2 separate regions of the Homo sapiens genome follow, and region 2 is linked to region 1. The links are chromatin contacts, found by Hi-C in ENCODE. All regions are on one chromosome and are shown on one strand. The core of a region is the stretch at or near the end of the contact, and the rest is flanking DNA. Distances in the headings are between cores, read along the strand shown. Region 1 has its middle 41 kb from the start of AGL. Region 2 holds the start of VCAM1 (vascular cell adhesion molecule 1).

What was found. A loop is a pair of places that touch in the nucleus more often than their neighbours do. Pooled maps may share reads with other maps.
Region 2: a loop to region 1 is called in a pooled map, with 2.1 times the contacts of the local background. The contact joins the promoter of VCAM1 here to the enhancer-like site in region 1. A Hi-C loop is called at or near these places in 1 of 37 single-sample maps with no recorded cell type and 1 of 50 pooled maps.

Annotation. Positions count from the first base shown.
Region 1 is chr1:99,807,077-99,810,898 of GRCh38, forward strand. No RefSeq gene overlaps it. Among named protein-coding and RNA genes, the nearest start is that of AGL, 41 kb to the right of the region's middle. RefSeq lists an enhancer at 2,198-2,698. Within about 2 kb of position 1,800, at least 4 of the 41 ENCODE cell types and tissues checked have a DNase peak (open chromatin) inside an H3K27ac peak, as active enhancers do.
Region 2 is chr1:100,717,826-100,721,647 of GRCh38, forward strand. It overlaps VCAM1 (vascular cell adhesion molecule 1), which reads left to right and starts at 1,917. Exons shown (of 9, transcript NM_001078.4): 1 at 1,917-2,099; 2 at 2,651-2,926. The coding sequence starts at 2,036.

The DNA of each region.
Region 1 (3,822 bases), core at 550-3,049:
ACCCAGTTGTTTACCCTTCTGATTGTGTGGCTGACTGGGAGCTGTGGCTTGCTGCCACTGCCCAGCATGGAGAGAGAATATTGTACTGTATATCACTAGCCTGTGAAAATATCAAAATTCAAAATACAGTTTCTCCTGAATACTTAACGTCCTTTGTCCCATCATGAAGTCACAAAAATCATAAGTTGAACCATAGTAAGTCAAGGACTGTCTGTATAAGCTCACAGAATCTGGGCATAGCTTAACTGGGTCCTCTCCTTCAAGGTCTCTCATCAGGCTGCAATCAAGGTGTTGGCCAAGGCTGTGATCTCATCTGAAAGCTCAACCGAAGAGGATGATCTGCTTCCAAGTTCATGTGGTTGTTACAATTCCCTGTGTTTTGTTGGACTGAGAGCCTCAATTTCTTGCAGCTGACAGCCAGCAGCCACCCTCAGTTTCTTTTCACTGAGTCTCCCTAGCATGGCTGCTTGCTTCATGCATGCAAACCCAGAAGGCGATCAAGAGAGTCTGCTAGCATGTAAATTAGCGCAACCACTATGGAGAACAGTTTGGTGGTTCCTCAAAAAACTAAAAATTGAGTTACTATATGATCCAGCAATCCCATTGCTGGGTATACCCAAAAGAAATGAAGTCAGTATATTGAAGAGATATCTGCACCCCTATGTTTGCTGCAGCACTGTTTACAATAGCTAAGATTTGGACAAACTAAGTGTCCACCAACAGATGAATGGATAAAGAATATGTTATACATATACACAATGGAATACTATTCAGCCATAAAAAGAATAAGATCCCATCACTTACTACAACACAGATGGAACCGGAGATCATTTTACTAAGTGAAATAAGCCAGGCACACAAAGACAAACACTGCATGTTCTCACTTATTTGTGTGATATAAAAATTAAAACAGTTGAACTCATGGACATAGAAAGTAAAAGGACAGTTACCAGAGGTTGGGAAGGATAGTGTGTGGGGCAGGGAGAAGGTGGGAATGGTTAATGGGTACAAGAAAATAGAAAGAATGAATAAGACCTATTTTATCATTTACCTATTTTATCATTTATCTGTTGTGCTATCGCACAACAGAGTGACTATAGTTAATAATAACTTAATTGCACATCTTAAAATAACTCAAAGAGTGTAAATGGATTGTTTGTTACTCAAAGAATAAATGCTTGAGGGGATGGATACCCTATTCTCCATGATGTGGTTATATCACATTTCATGCCTGTAATCAAAACATCTCATGTACCCCATAAATATATACACCTACTATACCCACAAAAATTAAAAAATAAAACTAAAAAAGAGAGTCTGTTAGCAATACAGAAGTTACAATACTGTCCAGTGTAATTGCAGTGTGACATCCCATCACCTCAGCCATATTCTGTTGGTTAAAAGCTAGTCACAGGTCTCATCCACACTCCTGTGAAGGGATTACATAAGCCATAATATCAGGGACAGGGACATATGGAGCCCATTTTAGAATCTTTCTGCCTCAAACTGGTTCATCAAAAACTCTGAAAGTCACTGGAGTATCAGCAGCATGCTTTAGTAGAGCGTAACATAAGAGAAGAAGAAAGTATTTAGTAGTGGAATCTTCTCGTCAGTGTAAGAGCACAGAGAACCTAGAGGGACTTGGGAACAATCTGAGGCTGAAGGATACTAAAACAAACTAGAATTCCTTGTATTTTTGTTTCGGACCAGCCTTAAAAGGGAAACACATTAAAGTCAGTAAATGTAAATAACCACACGGTGGCAGTAGATGCCAAGAAATTTTAAGTGTTACGTGTAACTGAGGGCATGGAAGAGCAAGTTTATCTCCCTATATGGCCACCCACGTTTTCCTTTCTGTCTGACTGCTGGAAGGAAAGGGGGAGGTAACTAGAATCTTTCCACACACTCATCCCTGAAGCACTACCCATAAAGTATTACCACTGAAGAGTGAGGACATAGACAGTTCACTGTATTCCTCCCCCAATTCCTAGAAGAGTAGTAAGGGTCTTAAGGCGGGAGAATGAGACCTCCTGAAATACTTATGAAGCCTTCCCTTATCAAGTACTCACAGCCAAATATTTCAGAGTGGCGTTAATTAAAACAATGTCATACTTGGTCTGCTGTGAAGCCTGCCTAGTTCAGAGTTGATACCACTGGGGAAATCCCAGGGGAAAATAAGTGTCAAATAAAAGAAGGAATATTATTTCCACAAATGAGAGACATTAAGGATAAAGGCTTAACACCATATAGGCATGCCTCACATATATATACAGTGCATATATTCACACGTACACTGTACAGAATTCCATAGTTAGCATTACCCAGTCAGAGTGACTAGATCTGGCATTAATAAAAGAGGAGATAACTCAACAGAATTGAGTGCTCCAAAGTTGTATTACGAGAGAGGTTTTATTATCTGAGTTTATGTATAAACCGAGAAATCTTAATAAGACCTTTTCTGATTGTCTCATATCTTCTTAATTAGTCCATATCCAAAGGGGTTAATAACTGGCACTGTTCGAATTTGTTTAATCCTGAGATATTCTACAAAGGCAGTTTGGTGTTACAAAAGTGAAAGTTCCTTATATGTTTAGGTTTTCTTTTTTTCATAGACAAGGTCTCACTATATTGCCCAGGTTGGTCTCAAACTCCTGGACTCAAGCTATCCTCCCACCTCAACCTCCCAAAGTGCTGGGATTACAGGCACGACCCTCTGTGCCCAGCTACGTTCTTTTTCTAGGTAATATAACATTCCCTTTTGCTAATAGATGGGCCAAAGAGTTTGAAAGTGCCTCATCAAATCTAAAATGGTTGTGTTTGTTTTATATAAATGACAATGGTCCAATAGTTGGCTAGTCTTGGAGGGTTGGTAAATTTCTTTCTTTCTTTTTTTTTTTTTTTTTTCTGAGATAGGGTCTCACTCTGTCACACAGGATGGAGTGCAGTGGCATAAACACAGCTCCCTGTAGCCTCTATCTCCCAAGCTCAAGTGATTCTCCCACCTCAGCCCCACAAGTAGCTGGGACCACAGGTGCAATCCTCCCACCTCAGTCCCCCAAGTAGCTGGGACTACAGGCATGCGCCACCAAGCCCAGCTAATTTTTGTATTTTTGTAGAGACCAAGTTCCACCATGTTGCCCAGGCTGGTCTCCAACTCCTGAGCTCAGGCATTCTGCCCAGCTCAGCTCCCCGAACTGCTAGGATTACAGGTGTGAGCCACCATTTCTGCCCAAGCGTTGGTAAATTTTTAACATTATCTTTTGCCAACTATATACCCATACAAATCACAATAATATGTAATCACCTGAGGAGTTAATATGAGCAAAGATCTGAATCAATTGAAAAGGTGAGCTATGTAGAAATATGGGGAAAAGATTATTCCAGAATGAGAAAACAGCAAGAGCATGTTTGTTACATTCAAGGAATAGCAACATGGCCAGCCTGCTTGGAGTACAGTGAGAATGGGATCATTTGCTAGACTCACAGAGAAAATTTTAAAAATAAGAAATAAAAGTTTAAAGAAAGAAAAGGAAAGAGTGGTGGGTGATGAGGTCAGAGGGAGAAGTAGAACCAGATTGTGTAGAGACTTGCAAGCCACACCAAGGGCTCTGGATTTTACTCCAGGTGTGATGAAAACCAGTGGAGTTTTCTGAACACAATTCGTGGTTTTAAGAGGTAACAATAAAACATATATTCTTTTTTTTTTTAGGTTTGAAAAAGGAAAGTTTATTAGAAAGGAAGAACACTGCAAATGGGTGCAGGAGTGTGCCTCAGCAAGAGAACCAAGTGTGCCCCTGACATACTCTAAGTCTTACATAAAAT
Region 2 (3,822 bases), core at 667-3,166, 910 kb after region 1:
TATAGGCATATTAATCAGTAAATGCAGAATGATAAATGCTCCATCAATATGCACTTGTTGTAGTGAGGCCACCGAGGAGGGTGCAATCCTCTCAACCTGGGAGGAGCAGGTAGGACTTCAGATGTCATCCAACTCAAAGATATAGTGAGGGACTTGATCAAACATTTGCCAAGACCACTATGAGTTAAATGAATAGATTAGGCATTTCTCCAATGTTGCAAGCTTCGAATCATATCCAAACTCAGAACAACATAGCTTGGTCATAATGATCCCAAGGATCCTATTGGCCATTGTCTTTGAGCCTCAAAGGAACATATTAAAACTCCATAATACCCTTTTGATCTATTCTGAAGTTAAGTAGTGAATTTACATGATGATGACACAAACACTGTAAAGGACCTCTGGGTTACTTGTTTATAAGCTAGTATTTCCTGAATCAATTTTTCTGATCCCTAGATATTTGGTAGGTGAAGTCATACCTATATATCCCCACACCCTAGAACAGCATCTCCAACTTATTTTTCCCTCCTTGTCTTTTAGTGGGAGCCACATCAGTATCCAAGAGGAGATCCAGAAGCCTCTCCAACCAGGTAGGGACAGTTATAGATTCCAGACCTCAGCTATGGCCTTTGTTACAGAGTACAAATGTTATATAGTACAAGTTTATTGTACACATCCCATTGAGTCTCTGAGCTTTAGAATTTTCTTGTAGAATTTAACAGTTTTTTCATGCCGTATTTACATATTATTGCTAGTATTTAGAATTTTCTTCTCCAAATGTATAACGTTTATTATTGCATTTTTTGTATCCACTAAGTGGAAAATCATGCATTAGATATTGTAGAAGTAGATACAACAATGAACAAGAACTGGTCCTGACCATGAGAGGAACTGATGATCCAATGGGGGAGATAGACCTGCACGTGTTTAATAAAAGGAAGTGGCTATTCCGGTTTCTTTTTGATGGGCAAGCATTTTGCAAGGCCTTGGGCTATGTGTGTGCAAGGCTAAGCCAGTTAGTTAATTGGGATTTTTTTAAAAAGGCACTTCACTGGGGGGAAAAGGAACATAGAGTTGGTTATTGTCCCCTTGCCTATAATAAAAACCTATTATTTTTAATTTTTTAACTGGGTTTGCGGTTAAATCTCACAGCCCAAGAGATTTGCCACTTCAGATGGATTCCATACACTTGCATTTAAGTATGCAAAAAAATTCCAATTATCCAGCAATTTAACCAAATTATTGGTAACTTTTCTAAAACAAAAAAAAATTGTTTCCCTTGTTTTGGCAGCAATTTCAGTTACAGTCCTTTACTTTCTACTCAAGAAAATAGTTTCAAAAAGTTGATGTTTGTTGCTAAAAGAACTATTTTTATGAATAAATATAAAACTAAGAAGTTATGGTGTCCCTTTTTTAAAAAATGACTCATCAAAAGAAATAACTTTTTCCTTTCTCTTGTAAGAGAAAAAAATTAATCTCTTTTAGAATTGCAAACATATTTCCTTGATGGAGAAAATCAATTCACATGGCATAGTCGTTATTTATCCAGTTCAAAAACCAGAGTAGAATTTACTACTCTGTCTCCATTTTTTCTCTCCCCACCCCCTTAACCCACATTGGATTCAGAAAGCTTCATTCTGCAATCAGCATTGTCCTTTATCTTTCCAGTAAAGATAGCCTTTTGGAGTCGAAGATGAGGAAAAGCCTGTATTTTATAGTCTTGGAAGTGTCTTCTTTTGCCAGGACAGAGAGAGGAGCTTCAGCAGTGAGAGCAACTGAAGGGGTTAATAGTGGAACTTGGCTGGGTGTCTGTTAAACTTTTTTCCCTGGCTCTGCCCTGGGTTTCCCCTTGAAGGGATTTCCCTCCGCCTCTGCAACAAGACCCTTTATAAAGCACAGACTTTCTATTTCACTCCGCGGTATCTGCATCGGGCCTCACTGGCTTCAGGAGCTGAATACCCTCCCAGGCACACACAGGTGGGACACAAATAAGGGTTTTGGAACCACTATTTTCTCATCACGACAGCAACTTAAAATGCCTGGGAAGATGGTCGTGATCCTTGGAGCCTCAAATATACTTTGGATAATGTTTGCAGCTTGTAAGTTATTTCCCTTCATCTGTTTCAAATGTTAGCATTCAATTTTAGCCCTGGTTTTGGCTTCAGTCAGTTTTGCGATAGTAGTGAAGTAAAGACACTAGGATTTTAAACAGTAGGAAAAGTTAATTTAGTCTAACTTTTAATATGCAATTGAGTTTTGCTATATACCATTGTACTGTCATAGTTAGAGCTGAAAATTGATGTTTTTGGTATCTTTTTTTCCAAAGGCAATTGAGTAATTTGGATTCTGTCTCTAGTCGGTCTGTCTCTTTAGTTTCCTATACTTGACAATGAGGTCAAACTTAGCAAATAACAAAACAGCTTTGATAAATGGGCATCAAGGTTGGAACTGAGAATTCTCTCTACTGAAGATGATTCCATAAACTTTTTTGGCAGTGACTTCGGTGCTTTTTGGCTACCTTGCAGTTAGTTTGAAGCAGCTTAGGAAAGAGATCAGTCTGATCATATTTTAGACATTATACAGAGAAGAAGGAGGAGAATACTAGACAAACTAGTGGTAAATTTGCTTCTGTCTTTTTTTGCTTTTGCAGCTCAAGCTTTTAAAATCGAGACCACCCCAGAATCTAGATATCTTGCTCAGATTGGTGACTCCGTCTCATTGACTTGCAGCACCACAGGCTGTGAGTCCCCATTTTTCTCTTGGAGAACCCAGATAGATAGTCCACTGAATGGGAAGGTGACGAATGAGGGGACCACATCTACGCTGACAATGAATCCTGTTAGTTTTGGGAACGAACACTCTTACCTGTGCACAGCAACTTGTGAATCTAGGAAATTGGAAAAAGGAATCCAGGTGGAGATCTACTGTGAGTGCTTTAGAAAATCTTTGTTTTTCTCTCAATTTTACTTTAAAATCACTTTTTAAAAATGATATTTTAAAAAAAGTTTTAAAATGGATATTCATGTACAGATTCTTGGCTAAAGAACATACAACATCAGGAAAGCTAGGGACAGCTAAGGCCAACATGAGAGAGAGCAGGAATCCAAATCTTGGCTTCTATTTCTACCTCTGCCACAAACACAGTGACCATGTATAAGACTCAACCTCTCTGGGCTCTGGTTTCCTTAGCTGTAAAATGATCATTTCTAAGTTTCTTTTTGTTTTATTAAAAAATATTTCCATTTGATTACATCCTTACATGTTTACTTGCTTATGTGTCTGATTGATTTATGAATTCCATCCTTCAGGGATTTTCTATTCATTTATTCTTATGCAATTTGATGCTTAAAATTAGTTTAAACATTAAGTAGATCTATAATTAGTAATATGTATTAGTATAAAAGTGTTCTTCTTAGACATAATTGTTAATATCTGGAAACATTTCAATCATTTGACTTTGGTGTTGACACATTTAGGATTTTTTTTTGGTTTTTTTGGTGCCATGAAGCCTTGGTGCTCAACCGCTCAACTTCAAAGATATTTATATAATGAACTAGATTTGCCTCATGAAAGTGAGTGGATGTCCCTAGTTTACCAGCCTGACAAAATGCATCCCACTCCATTCTCCATTCAGCAAACAAAGTTAGCAAGAGGAGTAAAAAACTAACCAGACATAAATCATTTGCCTTTTGTTACTGATGGCCTCTCTTTCTAAAAAACTGAACCCATTTACGGTCATGTCTTCATGAAGACCTCATTTGATTATAATTACTTTGGTTTCGTTTTATTGTACCGGAGCTCAACTTTTCCCAGTAACCTTAA